Regions from separate parts of the Homo sapiens genome. Here region 2 is linked to region 1. Evidence: chromatin loops called from intact Hi-C (ENCODE). Cell type or tissue: CD14-positive monocyte. All regions are shown on one strand. Each heading gives the region's core, and the rest is flanking DNA. Links, peaks and the distances in the headings are about the cores only.

Region 1 (12,564 bases), core at 1,420-9,419:
ACTTTGTCAGTTGAGCACTGTCTGTCTCCAGTGCTGACTATTGTTATATTCTAACCCAGTGAATTGTGAATCGAGATTTCCATGCCTGGAGGAGGAATAACCAATTACCAGTGCACCAAAACACACCAAGACCCAGGATATAATCTTTTTGGCAGGTGGGGCAATTGGCGGATTTGTAGTTGTAATGTTCTTTGAGGTCCACTCATGAAACAAATATTCAAGTGAAACGGTAGCCATAAAATATGCTTTGAAACGTTACAATTACTACAATCCAAATGAAAGAAGGTACAGAGTAATTATTATCAATATCTCAAATGGAGAATTTTGGTAGTGATATTTGCAGTGGGTCAAGAGTGTTGCACTTCAACAAATCCCTCTTACCTAAGGGAAAACCAAAGTTAGACTTGTGTTAAGCATTTTCAGTAATTCTATGGGACACTATCAATCATAGTGAGCATGGTAAGAAATTGATATTGATAAAAGAAAAAGACATTACCCTCAAGTATTTGGAGTTTAGTTTGGGAGACAGAACCAAGAAACATAAAGTAATTGACAAAGCATGGATGTAAATGCAGCGTCCACAAGCAGAAGAAATTGAAGCAGTTAGATTATTAGATTAAAAAAACCCTTATCTATGAGTTATTGTATATACTTATGCATTTTGCCATGGAAGAGATTAGTTTTTTCTCTCTTTGAATGCTTTTTAAGAAAAAAGAAGAGAATTTCATACATTTGCTTGGTTTTCAGATCTTGGCTTTTAAATTCTGGTTGTGGCTTGGCTTCTCTTGTACTCTAAAACAGCTCATTAGTCACTTGAGAGCCTTGAGCCTTAGTTTCTATAAATCTATAAATGGACAGTTGAAGTGATGACTTATATCCTACTTTTTTCTACAAGTGTTAGATTCTAAGTGTATGCAGCGAGTGTTTGTACTTTTCATTATGGTTGCCTTTTATATCCTGCATTTGATTGATTGCATGATGGAAGCTTTAATCATGATATGGCCCCTCTTCTCCTCTCCCCCCTTCTCCTAAGCTACTGGTCTTGCTTTCCCCTACTCTTTCTTCCCTAGACTTTAATCTTTCCAAATTCAGTACTTGAATTTTTTTTTGAAGGAATTGAGATACTGAGGAGAGAGATTTGAAGACCTAGACCTCAAAAAAGGCAAGATCTTTCTAACTCTTCTAATTTGTGTCTGTTACATTGAGGACATACTGGTTTATTCTTCCGAATGAGGCTTTCTTTTATTTATGTTTTTATTGATGGAATAGTGACCTACAATTTCTAAAGTATGTTGGGCTCCAAAATTATTTACCTTGACTTTACCCAAAAAAAGTCACAAGCTAAGATTCCGCTAAAGACAGACATTTCTGAGTGATGAACTAGGGCCAAAGAAAGTTAATCAAGGCACATAGAGTCGGGTCCTTTGGGCCCAAGCAGCATAGAGGATCCCTGGAGATGTTTTGATCAGTGAGGGCAGGACTGACTATTGTTTTAGCAATTTCTCCCACGTAATGAACAAGTGGCCTCTCTGGCAGGGATGGAACGTTCCAATGAAGGCTACATCACAGAATAATCTTGCCATTTTCACACAAGGTCATTCAATCATACTTCACAGTTATAAGTGATCTAACTTTCCAGCAATTGAAAGGCTTCTATATATGGAATCCTTGAGTAAAGTCAATTCAGGCTCTGTGTGGGCCCTTAAGTTATATCAATAATAAGAAATGCTGTCATTTTGTTTCTCTTCCAACTAATTTTAAGTTTCAAAAGAGCTCTGAGTGGCTAATATTAATATCAACTAGCTAATGTAGATACTAACCAGAGTTTTGATTATAGCTGTAGCAAACTTTCTACATTTAATGTTGATGCATAACTGCAGGCTCTGGTGATAAGAAAGCAGCCTGCAGTTTCAGAAAGTAAAAGCTCCTTTAGGATAATGTATATAGCTATTTAAGGTCCTCCTCAAATCTGAACTGCCCCTACTCTGGAGGTGTTTATGTGTTGAATATGTACTGACAATCAGTATGGGAAAGAATTGAGACCACTAACTGACACTCCTATCTACTAATAAAGATTGTTATCCTTCTTTTTTTTTTTTTTTTTTGAGACAGAGTCTTGCTCTGTCTCCCAGGCTGGAGTACAGTGGTGCGATCTCAGCTAACTGCAACCTCCGCCTCCCTGGTTCAAGTGATTCTTCTGCCTCAGCCTCCCAAGTAGGTGGGACTACAGGCATGTGCCACCATGCCCGGATAATTTTTGTATTTTTAGTATAGACAGGGTTTCACAATATTGGCCAGGCTGGTCTCGAACTCCTGACTTCGTGATCCACCCGCCTCGACCTCCCAAAGTGCTAGGATTACAGGTGCGAGCCAGCGCACCTGGCCTATCCTTCTTTTTTGGTTTTCTATTTTTTTCTTCTCTTCTAGTCCCAATTCTTTTTTTTCTTCTACTACTCTTTCCAACTCTAATCTGTTCTCCTGTATATAGTCACCTTTTGATTAACTATGACAATTAAAAACCCCAGGCTATCCTTACCGATCGTTATCACACATATTGCTAAACCTAGAGTATGTGTATTGGGGGGCAAACTAATTAAAATTTATCTTCAACAAAATCCAATTTTAGAGGCAGGTGTCTGTGCACACACATGCACGTGGGTGTGTGTTTGTGTGTCTGTGTGCATTTGTGTGTGTAGAGGGGAATTATGAATCAAACAATGTTTTAGAATTATCAATTTTCTTATTTTATTCATAGCAATGCTACTGTAAATTAGAACAGGCAATCTAGTGTAGATTATGCCTTAGGTTTCTACAGTCTTAGAAATAGGTATAAAATGTCTTATTCACCTATTTGTTGTTTTTATAAAGCTCCAGAATGTATGCATCTATTAACAGACCGTATTGTTCAGCATCTTACTCTTTTTGTGGCTCTTCTGGGATAAATTGTATCACATCTCGTGCAAATGGGCTAGTGGCTGCTTTCAAGGCTTACCCAGGTAGCTATTTATCTTGCTAACACTTGGTAAATGGCAGTGATAAATGATCATGTACTTCCCAGGAACAGAAGTGTATTTCCAAAGGTCAAGCACATTTGAGTGATCTGTTGATGATCTGTAAGAGAGGAAACTAGGAGCCAAGGCAAAACAGAACAATAGAAAAAGCTGAAAGTTCCGCAGAGAGCACAGTGGCCCTGAGCTGGGAGGTGCTGAGCAGAAGGACTCTGGTTCTTTCTAACCACTATTCCTTCACAACAGTTCGTGAACTTGGTGAACACATAATCTTGGAATCTAGTGGTGCCAAGGCCTTTGAGAGGGCCCTAGATCCTCTGTAACTGCTTGTATCAGAGTGAAATGTGGTAGAAATCCTGAAAGGATGGTCTTTCATTGTCTCCGAGACATGTCTTAGTCATCCTTCCTCCTCAAGGGCCTTTTCTGTAATTATCTGCTTTGCCACTTAAAAAGCCCTTTACAGGCATTCATGCTGAAACTCACAGCTCCATGAATTGTTGTCTCCATTTTTCAGAGCCTGGGTTATTAGATGCAGCAAGGTTAGGGTAATTGGCCAAGAGCAGACTGTTTTGCTCTGAAATGAAACTAGACATTTAGGATGCCAGTTCTAAAATGTTATTCCTTAATCTTTCTGGATCTGAATTGCAATTCTTTTATGTATGGCTTATGGAGTAATTTATTTATGCATTCAACACACATTTCCTGAATATCATTTTGTACCAGATTAGAGTTGGAGAAATTAAGATGAGTAAAATATGGTCTCCACCCTCAAGGATTTCAGGCAAGAGGAAAAGAGAGACAGAAATGAAAAGAATTATAATACGATATGACTAATAAGGTAATAGAAAAACAAGTGCAGGGAACAGAGCTCCCAACTCTGTCTGAGAACTTGGGAGGTTACAGGAGATGTTGTTTGATCTGAGTCCTGGAGGATTATTGGGGTTTGCCAAACAGACAGAAATGGAGAATGGCATTTTCCACAGTGACTTATCTAGGCATTCTCCAGCAACATCCACACCTCCTTTCCTGAAACTCTCAACAGATGAACTCTCCTTGCTGAGAAGGTTGGGACCATCTGACATGAGTTGCCTCAACTTCCCTCCATATCAAAATTATCTGTATCTTCATCTGTCTTCTCCTTCTTCTACTTGAATCAGAAAATATAGTGTCTTCCTTCTTGCTGAGACTAGGGCTCCCAGCTGGAACCACTGCATGCAAGCTCTCCATGTTCTCTCCTCTTTCATAAATTGTCTCCAATTTTTCTCTACTGATAAGTTCCATTCTGATAACAAACAAGATACTCCTTATCTGGAAGGAGAAAAAAACTGCTTTGAATTATGCACAATCCCACCCTCCTTCCACCTTCAAGTCAGACCTGGCCACCCTTGCCTTGCCATCCTTCCCAGAATTGTCTGCACACATTTCCCTGAGATGACATAGCACACGGATCTTCTCCTACTACAGGTCAGGGACCGAGTAAGCTCTTCTTACATTCTTTGCACCTAAGACACATAAAAGGTTTTTAATAAATACTCCTCCAATGAATAAATAAATGAGGCTTTTGAGTAAGCTCTCTGGGTCTCCTTAAAAATTTGCAGATGGTAGTAGCACTTGATTACTTGGGAACTTCAGATAGGAGTGGGGAAAGATTTAGTTCCTCTGTGAATGTGTTTTCTGAATATGAATGGGAGTGAGCATGTGGTTAGGTATTACTTAGTTGGCTAATCAGAATGCACCTGTCATCTGGACATCCTCTGTCTCCCTGTCTAATTCTCAGACATTGTCTACATCTATAAGTCCACCCAGCTAAGGCAGCAATGATACCAGTGTCTCCAGACCTTTTGGTCATACCTCTTGTTTGGGCAACCTCTAGAAATGAGCTGCCATTCCCACCCCCAACTGCCATTTCCTTACTGCCTTTCCTTTTGCCATTTTTACCAGCAAATTCTGTAAGTGTGATTATGTCCATGGAACTTTTGGATCACCACCTCTTTGAGCCAGCTCCAGTCATCCTCATTATATTTCATGTGCATGCTTTAATAAAGCCCTTTCACTTATTGAAGTACTGTCACTTACTTTAGTTCAATTGGCCATGGCAACAGAGGGAGTCTAATAATAATGTCAGCAATGTAAAATTAATGATGGATAATGTGCTGAGTGTCTGGTACCAGAATCGATACTTTATACATTATTCCATTTCATTCCTAAGTAATGACTAATAGTGCAGGTGCTAGAGTTTGGGCTGACTAGATGTGAATTCTGGCTTCACTTACCAGCTGTGTGACTCTGGATAACGAACTCGCTATGCCTGTTTTCTGATAAGAAAGTGGGGGCATAGTACTGGTATCTATTCCGAAGAGTTATTGTGAGTAGGAAATAAGATAATGCATGCCAAGTAACATGCACAGTGCCTGACACAAAGTATGCAGTAAGCCTTATTATTATTATTAATCCTCACAGTAAGCCTGTTACTAACTGCATTTTAACAGATGAGCAAAGAGAGGCTTAAAGTCTGGATTCGAAGTTGATGTGGCTAACCACCATTTGTACCACCTCTTGTGCACTGGCAGTCATACATTATTATTAGATTGGATTTAAGGGCTTGGGCCAATTGGTCTTTAAAAGTAGTGAACTCTTCTGGCATATTATTTGATTGTTTCTGAATTCTCATTTTCCCAGGTGGTATGTGCCAGGCCCTCTGATCTTTCTCCCTCATCTCTACCCCCCACCAGACTATAGAAATAAACTTCTCAGTTTGCAAGGGCAGAGCAGTTCCCTGCTATGGTTGAGTGGCCACATCCCAGCCGCTGACCTTCCCACCAGCTGTCACACCCTCTACCTGCTGCCAAGTGGCCCTGGAAGATCATCCAAGTGATTTCCTGCCCCTGGAAACATCAAAGCCACCCTCTCCTCCGCCTCATTCTTCCCACTGAATGCGCCACTGGTTGGTATAAATGGAGACAAGTGCTGAGCAGTCTCGACCACTTGGGAAGAATTCAGGTCCATGGGTGGGGGCGGGGCCTCCATGGCTAGGGCAGGGAGGTGAAGTCCCCTGTAACATCCAGGGATGTGGTCAGACACTCAGGCCCTAAAAGCACCCATGAGAAGACTAGTAGATTAGGTGTGTAATCCTGTACCTGGCACCTGCATTGGTCTCAGAGGGAGGCCAGTTGCCTTGAGTTATTATTTCCATATCGTATAATAATCAGGCAACTGTTTTGAGATCATGTCAAAGATAACAAAGCATCAGAAGCCTCTTCTGTTGCTGAAGAACCAATCAACCTAAACTAATACTTTAATGACCACTTTTCCCAAAGAGAAAACAAATTCAGGCAAAAAAAAAAAAAAAATGAAGCAGGGAGCTGAGAAGAAACTTGTCTGGTCAATGAAAAGAAAAAAGAGACGTCTGGAGCCATGGCAATGGAGCAGGGATTACTTTGATCTGGAAAATAGATTTCTTTTTTTTTTTTTCCTCCAGTGCTTTTTCTCAGGCAGCCAAGAGATGCTATTGAGCTTGATTACGGAGGCCCTTTCAGAATGAAGGGGCACCTCAGAGGAGAATTGAATGACTGCTTTCAGGGACAGCTACTTTAATAGTCTCATGTTTGAAAAATATGCAATTAAAGGAAATACTATTACAAATAGCCTCTATTTGTTGCTTTGAAAATACTATCGATTAACTGAAAAATGAGAGAGGTGTGCAAGATTATTATGTTAAGTGTAAACTACAGATTGAAGGAGGGAAACACACACACACACACAAACACACACACGATCTACTTACAAACACCTAAAGAGATGGTGGAGAAAACACATTGTATGAATCTTAAGCTCTCTATTCCTCTACACATAAAAATGACTTTCAGGGAAAGCCTTGCCCACCAGAGTTTTCAGTCACTTTCTTCATGTCACCACTGTTAATAAAAATAAAAGTGTTATTGGTTTAGGATTCCATTTCGTGTAAGCTTCGTCTGCAGCAGTTGGGGGCCTTTATGCGTGAGAATGATGCTTTTTAATGAATGTTCTGTGGGCATTTTAAATGAAACAATAGAGATTCTGGGCAGTTTGATCTTGCATTTTCCACTGATATTTGCCTTCACCTCTCAGCCCCCTGCCAAGTCCCTTTCCATGCCACCTCCTGCCTGCTCATGACATCCCCGCTCCTCTCAGATCTTGCCCTGTGTTAATTGGGAGATATTCAGCAGACAAGTGGATGCGTGTCTTTAGTGCAGGATAAAAGAAGACTTTGTCCTTCCCAAAATAGACAGAAGCATCTCTGGCTATTCTTTTAAGAGATTTCCAAAATCTTTGTCCAGGTAACGTGCCTCATTGTCATGGCAACAGCGGGATGGTTCCTGTCTCTTTCTTTTTTCTTTTTTCCTGGCCTTCATAGATCTATTTAACACTTTTATAACTGATTTATACCTGCCATTTAAAAGTGGATGTTCTATTCATCTGCATACTTGTAGAAAATAAGAAGACTGAAAGTGTAATTACTACTTTTAGGCATTTGATCTTTTTTACTCTCCCGGGAAAAGTTGACCAGAGGTTTATTTGTTAGTCCCTAATCTGTATGCACATTAGCCCAAGATAAGATGGAATTATACCTTTTCTTTTCTTTTTTAAGCTAAAATTTGATAGGCATTTATGATGAACTAGGCAACTGGGCTAAGCCTTTTATCTATTTTTAATCCTCAAAACAAATTCATGTATAAGCCCAATTATTGTTCCCATTTTACAGACGAGAAATGGAATCACTGAGAGGTTGAGTAATCTGCCTAACATCACAGCTCACAAGTGGTCAAGCCAGGAGGCCCAAGGTGACTGCAAGCCCAAGACATGGCTGTGTCACAGGCATTTGAGGTGGTCTCCTCAGAGGAGATGACCTACTATTCTGCCACACATGAAAAGAGAGCTGAGATTGGGGCTAGATTTTTAGCATGAAGGGTTTACATCAGATCTAAGTAAGACTGTCTTCATGGAAAGGATAATTTGACATTAAAATGAGAGGTTAAGGGAGTTCTGGAAACTTCTTTGGAATCTGATGGTGTGGAAACCTGGCAACAGAGGAACAGGCCATTCTAGTTCTCTTCTCTTCTAGAACCAGAGGATCTTTGAGGATTCTCTGATTCCGTAGGGGTGAGACAGACTGATGTTAAAAAGGAGAGTCAGAGACCTGTCTCTTGATGCACAATGGAGTGGACTCTGCTGGCTCTTGAGGCCAGGAAAGCACAATCCCTGGTGATCCAAGTACAACAAAGGCCTCTCTGTGGCAGAACCGCAAACCTCCCCGCAGGGACAGGTGCTTTCCTACACCCTCTTTGGAAAACGGCTAAATGTCCATCTCAGGTGCCCAATGACTCATCTGGAGTTGTCAGGGCCCTGTATTAAATTCCTTTAGTTTCTCTACATATCCTGCTTGAATTCTTCTCATGACCTTTGCAAACCCTGGGCCATCTCCCTGGAACAATCTTTCTCTCTCACTTCAGTGGCTCATCTACTTGAGAGGAAGGATAGCATACCAGTTAAAGGTGTGGTCTCTGGAAGCCAGCCTGCCTGGGTTTGAATTTTATTTCTACCATATACTAGTAACCGTGGGTAAATTATTCTGTATTAGCCCGAGTTTTCTTATCAGTAAAATAGGGAGATATAATAGCATCTGCTTTGTAGAGTTATTGAGAGGATTAAATGAGGCGATACATATAAAGTTCTAAGAAGAGAGGACACATTCAGTAATTCATTGTTATTATCATTATACAATCCTTAAAATTTCAGCCTAAATACCTGACTCATTAAATAACCTTCTCATGGTTCTATAGACTGGGGTGGCTGTGGCTACTTTGTGCCTCTGTCTTAATCTGCACTTCCCTTAGCCTGACAGGATTGCTTGTTTTCTGTCTTCCCCGATAAACTGAACAGGTTACTGGAGGAAGGGACCCTGTCTTGCTCACCTGCATACAGTGTATTGTTGTGTGTGATATTTGCCCTCAGACAATATGAGGAATGGGAAAGCCAGCCTGGACTTGAGTAGGACAAGGAAAAGTTTTGTTAATATCTCCAAGAAATTATTTAGGAAGTTTTCTCTTAACCTAGTACAGTCTTAGGCGTTTATTAGTTGGGGGATGGGGGAGAGAGAGAGAAGGCATGTATTATGAAATGTATGCTTTCATGAGAGACCCAAGCAAAGGAGACATCTAAGACATAATTAACCAATCAGGGCAACACAGAGAGTGATCAGTAGGAAATGGAATTTTATTAGGAAGGCATGTGCCAGAGACAAGGTTTCTGGTGAGCCTTTGAGGATGCAAAGAACGCAGTGAAGCCGAGGAGACTATTTAGGAAAGGAGAGCATGAGGAAGAATGCAGAGCTGGAGACAACCACTGGGCTGAAGCTGAGTGATGAGTGGAGTGTGAGGCTAGACTGGATGGAGCTGGGTTCTGAACTGACAGCTCCATAGGAGGTAATCAGCCCTGTGGTTAAGGGCATGGATTCTATAATCAGATAGCCCTGGTTTGAGTGCTGACTCAGCTACATACTGGGGAAGTGGCCAAGGGCAAAAATACTGAATCTGCCAAGCTTCAGTTATCTTCTCTGCAAAAGGAGAGGAAAGGAAGAGTCTCTCCCTCATAGCCTTCCTGTGAGGATTAAATTATGTGATTCATGAATAAGTTGAAGCCTGGCATCTAGTGAGTGCTCTGCCATTATTTGCTTTATTATCAAATTTACCTCTCTGAATTTTTGATTCTTCGTTTTTCTGACTCCAAAGGTTGATGAGAGACATTTTATTTCCATGTCAACTAAGGAAGAGTTTTGCCTATTTCCTCTTGTTAAAAAAAATCCCAATTGTATAATTGATTGATCAGGCATTTAACTTCATGAATTGTGGGGTTACAATTTGCAAAAGGATTATGCCTTTCGCTAATCTGACAGTCTGGTGGGGTGGGCTGGGGATGTGTGATTATTCCTTTTGCAGCTGAGGCAACTGAGCAATGGAAGTTTAGAGAATTTTTCCAGAGTTATGCAGTTAGTGAATGGAGCACCATTAACATGCTCAGGATTTCTGACACCAGGGTAATTCCCTCCTCTGCCCCCATCAAACAGGTGCGTTTCTTTCTGATGACACCAAAGTCCTCTTTCCTGATCTCTGCCAAATCGTTTTGGAATTTGTATCCCATCATAATTTAAAAATTTGCTAAAGTGAAAATGTAAAAAGGCATTTCAAGGCCAGTGATTTTGCATTCATTCTCCCTAAAGGTAGGTAATTGGAAGAAAATTACAAGAAAAAAGATCAATTTACCAGATAATCTGCCTCAAAAACATCACAGATCTGTTGTACTAGGTAGACAGAGCTGAAGCACAAGACAGCCCTTGTGCTTGCTGCCTCTGCACAGACCACAGACATTACATATGCCAGGAATACTATGGTTCACTGTAGAGATTTTTTGTTATTTTGAGCTCACAGAGCTTATGCTATTACAAATTGGATTTTTAGTTTGGAGTATTTGACTCCATTATGTGATTCCGGCAGAAGACCTTGTCACCCTTGCCTACTTAAGCAGAACATCTTCCAGCAACCAGAAGGGAATCTTTTCAGGAGCGAGGTGAGAAGCTGCTGGTACTGTAAATCCCTTTCCAGGTACTACAAGAGCAATTGAATGCTGCTTCCAACCTAGAAACTCAGTAGATCCTGTGTTTGAAATTACTTCTTTTGAGCCTGCTGGAGAGTTTTTTTTTAAGCCTCATTTCTGGAATTCATGTGATAATAAACTACTTTCATTTTATCTTGAAGCAAATTCAGTAAAAGATCTGAAGCCCATGCATGCACAACTTCTGATTGTCTCTGCAATACAAATGCATCTAACCATTGTACTTGTCATGGCTCTTGCTTTATCTGGGACCAAGATATTTGATAATTCATTACACTGACGAGATTATTGAAGGCACTTTAAAAAATCCAACAATCATCAGTCATAGTTCAGAGACATATTTCACAAATGAAATCCACAGTCTAGTGGAGATATTGCCACTTATATTACATAACCATGCCATCTGTCTCAAACCACAGCTTTGAGGATTTCTACTTCATTTTGTTATGGGGTAAAAGGGTGGTTTTTTTTTTTTATTTCTTGTGTATCTCTTCAGAAGACACAGTACAAGGTGACAGAATGATAGAATGTTAGAATGGGAAAGGCCCACACGTAATAAATAGCCCTGAGGCCCTGATGGTTTCCTACTAAAGAATGTATACACACAGAATCACTATCCAGATTGACAGGGAACCTGTGCTCTTATTGAAGGATTTAGAAAATTCCACGTACACTGTGGCTGCAATGTCTATGCCGTTTTTATTAGTTTATAATTTTCTTTGGTAATCCCATTCAATGATGTTTTCGTTTTACACATACGTGATCAACTACACATTTGAAGACTTTGGTTAGGGAACATGTCAACACACTGGGCCACAGGTCTAGCGAACTTTGTCTAATGCTGATGCCCAGAATCATCACTCAGTTCCAGTCTTGGGTTTTGCTGGATTATTTGCTACCATTAGACTTTCCTGACTCACCTTTTCACATTGATAAAATTGTGTAATACATTTTAATGGTTATAAAATTGGTTTATAATTTAAACAGAAAAAGAGAGCGGGGGGTAGGCCAGAGAATAATTCTATGAAAAACTGAAGTTATAAGTAGTAAGAATGATTTTTCTGTACATAAAGTATAGCAAAGAAACTGTATTGTCATATCAGAAGGTAATCTCTACATTGGCTGAGCCGTACACACACAGTTGAATGAATTCAAATGAAAGCATTAATAGAGGCCATGTCTGTTTATTAATTGATTATAACATTGAAAATATTGTCAACAAACAAAACGTATTCCAGGCTACTTAGCTTATTTTACCCAAGATTCTTTTTCCATAGGTGTAGTCAGAGAATCCTTTGTCAACAGCTCATATTCATTTGTGAAATTTAAAAAATATGTTCATACTAGACAATAAACTTTGATAGAGTCTCTCAAAACAGTTTAAAATGTGTTTAATTCCATTGCAAAAATCCTTCTGAAAAGTCACGGTGTTGAGCTAGTATGTTGGTTTTCTGTTGTTGCACTGGGAAACTTATTTAGGGGAAAGAGTAATTTTTAGAGCAAAAGTATTTACTATGTCCAAGCAAGAAGTTACTGTTAAAATTAACTTCATTTAAATTAGGGAGTTGGATACTTGTTCTATTCTAAAGCAATCTCCCACCACCATGAAAAGTTCCAACATCTATGTATGAATAACTATGTCAGTGCTATCTAGTCCTAAATTAAAATGAAATTCTTACTTGTGTCTTACTGAAATCCTTTTTGTGTGTTATAGTTTAAATTGATGTTTTCTTGATATGGACAAGGGCTGCAGGCATCCCTTGTTTTTCTGTATGAGAATGTTAATCAACTCTACCTTTAAAACATATCTCTAATCCTTATATTTTTGTCTATCTCCACTGCTACCACCCTAGTCCAAGTCATCACTGTTTCTCACCTGAACTACCATGTGAGCACTAGGTAAGCCCTG
Region 2 (12,564 bases), core at 2,075-10,074, 47 kb before region 1:
TGAACAAGGTACCTTCTTGAGAAATTCCTCATACAAAGCACCCGATAGTATTTTATACCAACTATCAAATTAGGAGAACTGACGGATAACAAAAACAGAGCTCTTTCAATAAAATTAGGTTTATATTTCTTTTATTTTAATGCTTTCTTTCCCCACTTAACAATGCGTCTAAAGTAAGTATTGACAACAGCTTGCATTTATTAAGCTCTTGCAATGTGTCAGGCCTGGTGCTAACTCCTTTACATCCATTAATTTAACTCTCATCGTATGTTTATAAAGTAGGTGCTATTATTCTGCCCATTCTACCGGTAAGAAAATTCCACAACTAAAGAGAAGTAACTTGCCCAAGACCAGACAGCTAGTATATACTGGAGTGAAATTTGAACCCATGTTGTTTTGATTTCAGAGCCCAGACTCTTATTCACTACCTGCAGTAGGATATGGCATGAAAGTGTATTAAGCTGGTGTTAATTTTTCTTCCCCACATTTGATCATTCTTTTTAGACTGCTGAGAGTCACGCAGGAGAACTTAGCATCACTAAACCACACACTAAATCTATCATTCAATAAGGGTGTTCTTGGCACTCATGTTGGCTGAATGTAGACTTGATACTTGTGACAAGAAAAAGGAGAAACATATTTAATGTCTTTGATGTGTCTACATTTTTATGTAGTTATACCAGACAAACATTGTCACTTCCTAAAAGTAGAAAAATGAAATTATATTGTGGCTTGGCAAATTGGCCAAGGCTCATGTATTACATCAACACACCTTAATGAATAGAAGAGAAGCCAAAAGGTACTGAACACAGGGGCAAATATTTTATTCCCTCAATAAAGGGGTATCATTTTGTTCATTTTAGAGATGAGGAAGTCAAGGCTCAGAAAAGTGGTTTGCTCAATTACCAAAGAGTCAGTAAGTGGTAGAGTTAGGATTTCCACCCACATCTTTTGGTTCAAAAGTCTTTACTCTTTCTATTACATCCTAATGCTTTTCATTAAACTCAATTTCCTGGACACATGTCGTTTCTGTTTTTTTATATGTTGGGGCTGTTGGATGTGGTACTAGTTGGATGCCTGGTAAGGACAGATGTGTTCATTCACAACGTCTGGGAGGAGAGACGTCAGGAACATGTATTGAGCTCAATGTTGGCTCTGAAACACTCAGGCGCTCTCTGACTTGGACACTCAGCTCTATCAGTCCCACTCTCTGAACCTCATATTCTATTTCTACTGGGGCAAATAGTGTGGTTTTTGACTAAGGAGTCCTGGGTTTCTACAGATTAGCTGTGCGGCTTCTGGGTGTAGCTTTTTCTCCATTGCAAAACGAGAAGGGTTTGGACACATTGAGTTCCTACGCCTATGATTTTACAATATATCCCTGATTTGGGGGCTTATTTCAGCTGAGTCATCTGAATTCAGTTGTGTAAGATGATGGATCTTAATATCTTTATAACATCTTTGTATCTTTTTTTTTCAGACAGGGTCTTGCTCTGTCTCAAATCTTTATTTATTTTTAGCCAAGGTCTAAAAACAAGTATATATATATATATTTTAGACAAGGTGTTGCTCTGTCATCCAGGCTGGAGTGCAGTGATGTCATCTCAGCTCACTCAGCCTCAACCTCTCCGGCTCAAGCAATCCTCCCACATCAGCCTCCCAAGTAGCTGGGACTACAGGTGCAGGCCACCACGCCCAGCTAATTTGTGTATGTTTTGTAGAGACAGAATTTCGCCATGTTGCCTAGGCTGGTCTTGAACTCTTAGGGTCAAGTGATGTGCCTCTCTCGGCCTCCCAAAGTGCTGGAATCACAAGCATGAGCCACTGCACCCGGCTTAAATCTTTACATCTTATTTTTCACTATAATCACAAAGCTTCAATTACACTTAGACAATCTTTGTTGCTTTCTATAATTATGGTGACTTATGTTTGTGTAGATCTGTATAGCTTACAGAGCTGTGTTACACACCAAGTCTCATTTGATCTCTCCATAACCCAGATGAAGGGAGGTGGCATCAAACATGAGTTTGAGTTACTTAAATTCGTCACCTGTAAAATGTGCATGATATTAACATCTGTCGCCTCAGGTAGCTGTGAGGAAAAAAGATCATGCATGTAGCATGCTTAGCAGGGAATCTGTCACATAATCAATGTTGAACATATGTTGGCTGTTTATTTGGTGCTTTGCTCCAGATCTCACACATTCCTGATGACAGACCTGGCCTAGGACGTAGGTGCTCTAACTCAGGTTAATGCTCAAAGTCATACACTGTGCTGTTTTCCAAGATCTGGGTGGGAGACCAGAAAGAGAATTTCTTCGAGGGAAGGATGGAACGTTGGCTTTAACCCTGGGTCTATATATGACAAGTATTTTCATTTAATATGTTCTTATAGGCACCTACTCTGGGCTAAGCACTGTGTTAGACATGAGGGAAACTGGAATATGAGTGGTATAGTGTTTGCACTTGGAGAGCTCACACGTAGTGGGTAAGTCAGATGTATAAAAAATAAACAATGTACAAGCATTTAACAATTTTTTTTCAGGTGAATAATGAAAGCAAGGTGCTTTGGTGTGCACAAGTAAGGAAGCACTCAAGTGCCAGGGGAGTTTGGCAAAGTTATCCTTGAACTGGGTTCTGACTGATGAGTTGGCATTACCTAGACAAAAGGCCAGAGGAAGGAAGGACAGGACGAATAGAGGGAATGGTGCATAGAGTGTAAAGAATTGTGAGAGAACATCCAGGGAATGCAAGTGTTTCCACATAGCTAAAGCACAGTGAGAATCTGAGGCTTTGGCAGAAGTTGAGTTGAAGGAAGTGGGCTGGAGTCAGATTGTGAAGAAATCTGTATGCCACGCCAAAGGGATGAACATTTATTTGTCTTGAAAGCAACGGAGTAACATTGCATGATTTCAAACATAAAATGACATGCTGATTTTTTTTTTAAAAAGAGAGCACTTTGTTGTTTATGTAGAAAAGGCTTGGAGAGTGTGATTACTGGAAGCTGGTTTTAGGTGCTACCATCATCTAGGCAAGAGAAACTGAAGACACACATTAAGACTACAGCAAAGGCACTGGAAAAGCAACTCAGATTGGTGAGATCTTTTGGATATATTTGGCAGGGTTGGTTATTGGGAGGGGAGAGCCATTTAGAAAGAAGGAGTTGGGGTGACTCCCAGGTTTCTGGCTCTGGTGACTGGGTGAATGGTTGGCTATCAACAACACCAGCCATATAGGGTTAAGTACTGATGAGGAGTTCTGTTTAGCTATGTTGAATTTTAGTTTCTGGGGGCCATTGGCAAAAGTCTTGGAAGTATTTGCTATTCTGGAGAGAGACTTGGGATGGCAAAGAGAATATAAATGAGCAATATCAGTGAAGTGGAGAGTTGAAGCGTCAGCTGTGGAAAAGATGTCACAGGGAGAATGGGCAGTGAGAAATTGCTTAGTTTTGTCTGTGTCTGCAGAGACCAGAGGATTTTACCACACAAATGGTAATTGTTGAATAAAGTTCCTCTAAGAACCACAGTTTTGGGCATTTCACTGGGGCTGCACATTTCTCTTACTGGCAACTCCAGAGTGTGTAGAGAGTGATGGGGCTGCTGGTAGGTAGTTGAGTTTCCTTCTCCTACTGCGTATCTTCTGCGATGCCATTGCTCACCTGAGGCTGATGGAATGAAGGTGAGGAGAGGGAAACCAAAAGGGCCCACTCAGCTTCCTATGAGAGACCCCTAGTCTATTAGGTTTGGAGATAGTCCCATTCAACTGTTGGCTGTCATGATGTTTTAGTTCTTTTGAATTTACATTGCCATTCCCAGATGCTGTCATGGATTGTAATAAACTGGTGATGTCAATTATAATCAATATTTTCCTTTGTGTGCAACATTTTTATTTTTAAAAATTTTTATGGATGCCCTCCCCACCTCAGGTCTTTTCTCCAGGAAGCTGCTCCAGAGTGAGTAGCTCTCTAATATTTTTTCTTAGAAGAACTTTTCTTTTCAGTTCAGAATTTTATCAGCAATTCTTATGCTAAAAGAGGTCAGGAGATGAGGCATTTCTCACGTTACCCTTGAAGCTACTCATGAATAATGGCCTATATCACCTCTATTGTCTGCTCCAAAACATAAGCAACCAGACATAAAGGCAGAGGAGAAATTAAAGATCTCTGAATGAGCCAGCAGAGCAGGCTAAGGCTGGGGTAGTGTGAAGAGGTAAAAAATTCAAGGTAGAGCAGATGGTAATGTAGGGGGAAATGTCTGAGTAGATTAACTACTCCACAGATAGAGAATAAGCCATATTCCTGGGTTTAAAGGCAAGAAGAACAACTGAAAAATATTCTGAAATCTTCAGAGTGAGATTAGGGCATCCCTCCCCAAGAGCAACGTAGCTAAAATAAATTAGAGGTCATTATTCCAGGCTGAATGCATAATGCACTAAGCTCACTGGGTTTTTGCTGCCCCTTCCTATAGTTTCCTGTGATTTATGCTGCCAGTGACTGCTGCGTGGGGGAACTCTGTGTCTCTAAATACTTTCTTCCTTCATTGGTGAATTGATTTCACTGAACTCCAACTGGGGTTTTAGGGTTGAGGGGGCCAGACAGACTGGAGAAGGTGCCAAGTGAGACTAGAAAAGCCAAAGTGAGCAAAATAATTCCAAGCAATTCTACAGGTAGACAATACTTACAAAAACAATGCCTTCTTATAGCTTTAAAGCATGGCACCTGCCTAGCAGCAAACTCACCCAAGGCTTTCAAGAGAGTGGCAACTTTTAAATTAAAAACTTGGCTGGGCTTCAATGCTATGCCAGCTGAGTTATTTTAAAATAAGAGCGGGAAACAAAGACCACACCAACTGAGGAGGTCATAGAGTGTGACAAGGGGTCTGTAAGAGGGCATACCGTGCTGCCTAATGGGAGAAAACCGAGTCCTTTGTGCTGGGGTGAGTCCAGGGAGTGATGGATGCTTTATGCGTGGAGGCTCAGACCTTCCTGTCCGGCAGCCTTGCTGCTGCTGGGCTGTGTGAGATGCCTGGCTTGGCAGAGACTGGCCTTTTGTTTCAGTGTCTTCTGAACCAGTGACATCAGATTTGATGGGCTATTGGCGCCTTTAGAGAGGCAAGTTTTATGTTCCTATGTTTTATATTAAAGCTTGTTAGAAGTAAATAGAAAGGATCCCTTTAATCCTAACTGGGAATAAAATAGCTGAGTCTTCTAAATGAGAATAATAATAAACGTACAATAAAATTACTCCAACCCGTTAAGACTTTCTTAAAAGATTACCTCATGCTGTACCTCCATTAAAACAGGAAGGAAGTAAAGCAGCACTGCACTCTGGGCTGAATCTTCCTTGTTTCATTTTTAGACAAATAGTTTTATGCAACAATCCTCTTTCTTCCCCACTCTTTCATAGAAGCCCAGCATTAATGAGGCTAAACCAATGGCTGCACTCTGGTGGCCCCTGGAATATGCTTTTATTTGGTGGGGGCTGGGGTGCATCTCCCATTCCAGAGCTCACAAAGGGGTCTGGAGTTTCTAGAGATCTTTGCAGGAGATGGTTCAGGGACTGTTGTAAGGACTGGCTAACATTCACACCATGTACTCTCTGGACTGAGATGGTAACACATCCTAATCTACAGAATCAGAATTAGAAATGGAAAGGGCTTTGAAAGGTCTTCCTAGACCATCGCTTATTGCCAGGCAGAGGTGCCCTTCAATTACCCTAGACAGATGAAAATCTCCAGATATAGGACCCTAAGCCCTCTGTTTAAATAAGAACCAATATACAGTATTAAACACTCTCCTAAAGATAACTGTCCAGCCCCAGCCAGGGATGGCTCAATTTTGTTATACTCAGAGCCACTTCTTTTTATTTTCCCCACCTACTGAAATCTTACAGATATATGGATTAATTAAACCATTCATTTACCCAACAGGCATTGATATGTTAAGTGCCTAGAGTGGGCACAATACTAAGCACAGCACTGTGGGGAATACAAAAGAACTAAAGGAATAGTCCTAGTCCTTGAGGAGTATATCATCTTATTGAGTGGGCAAGAAAATAATTCACTGAGTGACTTGAGAACAATACAGCACAGTGCAGTGGAAGGATGATACTGTGGGGGCAGACGACATGCTCTGGGATGTAGGGAAGTTTCATGGAATGAGGCCAGTCTTGAATTGGCTTCTGAGGAATGTGCTGGATTTAAACTGGTAGAAAATAGAGGGCTTGGGAGAAACATCTTAATGTCTGTGTAGCTTATACAGGAATTGAGATTTCATTCCTTTCTCTCCCTGGAGACTGCTCCTATGCAGGTTGTAGGGACCATCCTGCCCACCTTATAACCCATATCCTCCACCTTCAGCAATGATCAAAGCTTCTGTGATTTATACTGACAGAGCTTTGTGCTAGTCATTCTCCAATAAGCACCCCTTTTATGAGACATACATATTAGGTGCTGAAGGAGGAATAAGCCCACAGAAAAGGATTCATGACTACACACTTTGCCTTCCTTCCTCGTGGTGGGCAGGACTAAACTGGTATTTGCCTCACCTTTGCCTCCTTTAATGAAGAACTGGCAAGCTCAGATACCCAGGGATCTCTGGTCGTCTAGCGTGGTGCTCACCAGTGGCCGTGTAACTTCCGGTGGGCAGTATTGGTAATTTCTTCAACCTGGTGGCAGCTTTCTCCAAGCCAATGTTCATGAAGATTTTATACTCAAAGCTGGTGGCGCTCCTTATATCTCATGCTTCATATTTGTTTATTTATTTATTTGAGACAGAGTATTGCTCTGTTGCCCAGGCTGGAGTGCAATGGTGAGATGTGGGCTCACTGCAACCTCCACTTCCTGGGTTCAAGCGAATCTCATACCTCAGCCTCCCAAGCACCTGGGACTACAGGTGCTTGCCACCACGCCTGGCTAATTTTTGTATTTTTAGTAGAGACAGGGTTTCGCTTGTTGGCCAGGCTGGTCTTGAACTCCTGGCCTCAAATGATCCTCCTGCCTTGGCCCCCCAACATGCTGGAATTACAGGCATGAGTCACCACACTTGGCTTCATGCTTCATATAAGCTTAAATGCCCCTTCTTTGGGGAATTCTTCCCCTACAGATAGACATAATCATTCCTCTTCTTTTCAGTTGCAGTACTTATATCACAATTTGCAATTATATGTTAACCTGTGCACTTACCTGATTCATGTTTGACTCTCCCACTAGAATGTAAGTTCTATGAGTCAAGGACCTAATTTGTTTTTTGTTTTGCTTTGCTTTTTGAGACAGAATCTCACTCTGTCGCCCAGGCTGGACTAAAGTGGTGCGATCTTGGCTCACTGAAATCTCCGCCTCCTGGGTTCGAGTGATTCTTGTGCCTCCTCCTTCCTAGTAGCTGGGATTACATGCATCCTCCACTACACCTGGCTAATTTTTGTATTTTTAGTAGAGACAGGGTTTCAACATATTGCCCAGGTTGGTCTCAAACTCCTAGCCTCGAGTGATCCGCCCACCTTTTTGGCCTCCCAAAGTGCTGGGATTACAGGCATGAGCCACCACACCCGGCCCCTAATTTGTTTTGTTCACCACTCCACACTTAGCCCCTAGCCTAGATACTAAAAAATAAATGCTTGATGGATGGATGAAAGGATTTAAAACTAAAATCTTGAGTGGGTAGAGCTGCATGGCCCTAGGAATCAGGACACCTAAGGTCTCCTTGGGATTCTTATCATAGCCAGAGATGTTTCCTGGCTGCTGGCTCTGAAATCACCCACAGGATTCCCAAGAAAGCATTGAGAGAGAATGCCTGCTGTCACAGTCTGGAGAAAAGACATCCTGTGGCCTCTGAATGAACTCAGCAGAGCCTTGCAAGTGTCATCCCAGCTGTTTTAGAGGTGCTGCCTTGTCTGTGATTACATGCTGGATGCCTCTAGCATTGCCACAGGAATCCATTTTATTGCAATGTGGATTTTCCATTAGAGAGGGGAAAACCAACTCAGAAAATCAGCTTTACTTATATAGTAGATTTCCAAAGGAAAAGAAATTTTCCCTTATTTCATGTTTTCAGTTTCTTATTGACTTTTGGCCTGAGGATTTTTAGCTTTACATTCTGGATACTAAAATGATAGCAATAACTACAGCCAGTCTTTACAGAGATAGGCACTATCAAGTGCCTGTGCATATTATTTCACTTAATCTTCACAACAGTCTTATGGAATAGATGTCACTGTATTAATATGGACATTTTCTAGAGGAGGCATAGAGGGATGAAGCCATAGAATAAACAAGTAGTAGAGCTGGTGTTTGAATCCAGGTTTAGTTCTACCACTTGCATTCACCATACTGCCTCTGAACACAGTCTAATATTTAATTGAATTCTATGCATGAATCAGGCCCACATATAGTACATATGCATTTTGTTATTTAGTTGTTGCAACAACCTTATGAAGTGAATAAAATTATTATGCCCATGTTACAGGTGATGACCCTGAAGCTCAGAGAGGTTAGGGAAATTACTCAAGATCACACAGCTGGTTAGTTATTGGCATTGCTAGACTCAAGCTTTGATCAGCTTACACTAAAGACTGCATTTCCAGCCACTACCCATTACTCCCTATGCACTCCCAGAAATGCCCTTGCATGGACAGTGGAGCTTGGTGGCCTTGTGGGACTAGTTAGCTGTGTGCCATGCCAGTGGCTCATCAAAACTGCAGCAGGAAGTATACACTGGCAAGTTTTTCTATCATTGTGGTACAGCCCCTTCCTCACTGTATTTTAGATAGGGGAAGTGATCTTCTTTTGACAGTACTGTTTAGTTAAATTGACCTGCTTTTCAGAATTGAAAACTCTCTTATTTTCAATACCTAGCACACTCCTGGTAAATGAGCTGCTTCAGTTTTCATTCTTTCCATTTGAATCAGTTTCTGGCACTGCCAAAGAAGGTGAACTGAGACAGGTATCTCCCTCTGCTTATTTCAGTCAAAACTCTGTCTTTGTACCAATCAAAAAAAAAAAAAAAAAAAAGGTGGGGAGGCATTTAAATTATCCAAGTCAGCTTTCTGTAATAAATTCACCATTATGTTGAGGAAATATAAACTGGTGTTAAGTTTCTGCAAACAAGATGCCCAAATAAATTGGTGCTCCTTGCCCTGGACTCACTCTCTCCATCCATGCATTGTCCCCATGCTAGCCAAGAAGATGAGCCTGAATCCCTGCTCCTCCCCACCCCATATTCTATCTTTCCCTCTTTGAGATGCCTTGGCTCCTGTTGTCACCTGGTTCTGTGAAGATGAGCTCAAGTTTGGTCTGATCTCTTCAAACTTTAATTTATAGTGCTCTTGTCAGTATCTGGGCCTTGGCTTTCTTCTGCAGATTTTTATTTGATTAACCCCTTTGACTTCTAGCTTCTCTGGTTGCTTTAAGGTGGAATCTCCTGTCCTAATCTCAACTCTTCTGAATTAAATTTCAGCCCCTTTGCCACTAAGGCCATTCCTGAGACCCAGCAAGTTTTTGCAGTTGTCTTATCACATCCATAATCAGCAATACAACTTGGCCCAATCCTTAAACAATAGGATATTATTGTCTCTCACACTGATAGTCCTAGTGTTGACAAAATAGAAATAAGTTTTGATGGTTTCATTTACTAGAAAGAATTTAAATACAAACATCTGAATGGAATAGGTGGCGGCCCCAAAACAGTTTTGAATATATAAACAATTTTGTCACACTTAAAATATCAATATAAGTAGGACTGGATCCTAGGAAAATTACCTGTTGAAAGGGAAACAAAACCCTCAAGTTATATTCTCACCTCACAAAAGGCACCTCAATTAATTTCAGGTAGATTACATGCAAAAATTGTATACATAAATAACTTGAAGACAATATAAGTGAATATTTGATTTTGAGTAAAAAATACTTCAAGATATAAAAGCATGTGATGATGTCCTCAAAGAAAATATCAATACACCTGCATATATAGAATATAAAAGTTCTGTAAACTGAGAAAAAGTAGAAAACGCATTTGCAATAATTGAAAAAGAGTTCAAATACGTGCATACATAGAGGTATGTTTGTGCATGTGTGTATATATAAACAAACACACATATACACATACATATATGTGTGTGTCTTACAAATCAATCAGAAAAAAATAGCAGCACCACTGAGAAAATGACAAAGAACACAAACAGATAATTAACAAAATTTAAAAAAAAGAGACATGATCAATGAACTCTTGAAATATCAATCCAATCTCACTAGAATTCAATTTTAAAAAACCAAATTAAAAAGCACTGCTAAGTAAAACTGAAACCTAGTGAGATTTCAACTCCCTTCAAATTGGCAAAACTTTCTAGAAAGCTATTTAGCAATACTTAAAAAAAAAAAGAAAGCACTTTCATCCAATAATCTCACTCCTAATCTGTACTAAGGAAAGCAGTCAAATATTCATGTGGAAAGATGTCTCTCACAATCTTACGTATAGTGCAAAAAAATGAAATTATCCTAAATGTTCAATATTGGAGGAATGGTCAAGTAACATATCTATACAATGGAATATTATATTGTCCTTTAAACTGTTTTTGAAAGATACTTAAACTTCAAAAATGTTCCTGATACAATGTTAAACTAAGAGAATAGGAAGAATAAATATTTATATTATGATCCAAACATTGTAAAAATTATATAAATATGAATAAACATTCACATATATAAAAGACTAGAAATAAATTTATTAAAATACCAAAGAAAATATCAGGAAAATCAGGAAATATCAGGAAATATGAGGAAAAATGCTAACATTATTAAAATGTGTGTACCTGTACTCTTGAGTTATTATGGAACTTTCTTTTTAAATTTCTGTAAAGCATCAGGGGAGAGAGGTAAAAACGCAGGTGTCTTTCTTCCCTTTGTAGTACCTGGGCTGGAGTAAGTTGTTTCAGAAGCAGAGAACGTGCATCTCCAGGGAACTCAAAAGGGCATCCTGGTTGAGTTGCACATGCCACACAGTGCCAAAAAAGCATCCCCTCCCCAGACACTTTCCAAAGCCCCAGATTAGAAGGAATGATTGTGGTTAGCATGAAACCAAATGAAAATACTACTGATAACTGTTCCTGTCTGGGACATCTGGATCCAGCCAGTTTTCATCTCCTGAACCTGCTCTCTTAACAGTTATCTCATATGGAAAAATACTACTCTGAGTTTTCAGCTCTAGTTTTTCTAATACAGCACTTGTTCCCTGTCTTGTGATTGCTTGTGGGTTTTTGTTTGTTAGTTTTTCTAACAGCCCACTTACTCCCTATATTGTGATTACTTGTGGGTTTTTGTTCGTTTGTTTTTGAGACAGGGTCTTTCTCTGTCACCCAGCCTGGAGTGCAGTGGCAGGATCATAGCTCATTGCAGCCTCAAAATCCTGGGCTTAAGTCCTCCTCCCACCTCAGCCTCCTGAATAGCTAGGACCACAGGTGCACCCTACCATGCCCAGCTAAGTTTTGTAGAGACAGGGTCTCGCTATGTGCCCAGGCTGGTCTGGAACTCCCAGGCTCAAGCAATCCTCCTGCCTCGTCTCCAGAATGCTGGTATTATAGGCGTGAGTCACCGCACCTGGCCCATTGCTTCTTTTAGTGGCAGTCTCATATACTAGCCTGTGAGCTTTAATGGGGTAGAGATCCGCTCAGTATAGTAGAGTCATGCTCAGTAATATTTGTTGAGTGAATGAATGCACTCAAGGAATGAATAAATTTACACTGCTATATTTTGCTTCTGACCATAAGTTATACTTGACCAAGTGGGTTATCTCTCTTTTTTTCTTAGAGTTTACCCACAGTAAACTTAGCTTATCGGCCATTTGGTCCCACTTTTACTGAAAATCAGATTAAAGAGGTTCTAAGGAGGAAAAAATGATGAGAGTGGTCAAGGGCATGGGCTCAGGCATCAAATTGCCTGGGTGTGAAATTGACTGTATTATGTGCTAGCTCTGTGATCTTGGGCAGGTCACTTGCCGTCTTTGTGCTTTAGTTTCTTCATCTGTAAAGCTGTGATGATAACAGTAGTACACACCTCTTAGGGATATTTTGAAGATTAAGTGGGTTGTTAGACATAAAACACTTAGCACGTTGTCTGGCATTGTATAAGTACTCTGTAAGTGGTAGATATTGTTATTATTATTTTCCCCTAAAAGCAGCAGATATCTTCTTCAGTTAATTATACCTATTGAATTGGTTTTTTTAGTTTCTACAAGCTTTCCAATATTTTCTATCCAGACCATGCATAGGTAATGAACTTGATGTCTTAATAAAGCTTGATATTTTGCAGCAATTATTTTAAGCTCTCTCATCTATTGTCTGATTTCATTAGTTAATGATTGTCATGACAAAGTAATAAAAGAGGTCCTTTTAAAATACTTCTGATACTGCAGATGTCAAACATCAATTACTGCCAAACTTTATTCCAAGACTAGTAGTATTTTTCTCACTTCAGGTTTTGTAATTATTTTCATTTTATGACATAAATATTTTTTATTTAGACTTGAAGCTCTTTGAGGGCAATTTATCTTCCCTACAGCTCCCACCTATACTGTTTTA

The links. Peaks named below come from ENCODE experiments on the same cell type or tissue, not always from the same donor. Only the 100,000 strongest peaks of a DNase experiment are listed, where the experiment ranks them.
Region 2: a loop joins it to region 1, with 6 times the contacts of the local background. A loop is called at or near these places in 2 of 110 quality-filtered maps.

Annotation. Positions count from the first base shown.
Region 1 is chr11:122,264,679-122,277,242 of GRCh38, reverse strand. The region is part of intron 2 of MIR100HG (mir-100-let-7a-2-mir-125b-1 cluster host gene); the gene reads left to right. Among named protein-coding and RNA genes, the nearest start is that of MIR100, 120 kb to the right of the region's middle. In CD14-positive monocyte, for the core only: no CTCF peak of the experiment used is centred there; no DNase peak of the experiment used is centred there.
Region 2 is chr11:122,312,798-122,325,361 of GRCh38, reverse strand. The region is part of intron 1 of MIR100HG (mir-100-let-7a-2-mir-125b-1 cluster host gene); the gene reads left to right. Among named protein-coding and RNA genes, the nearest start is that of MIR100HG, 100 kb to the left of the region's middle. In CD14-positive monocyte, for the core only: no CTCF peak of the experiment used is centred there; a DNase peak (open chromatin) is centred at 5,301; H3K4me3 peaks cover 1,818 bases; H3K27ac peaks cover 2,728 bases.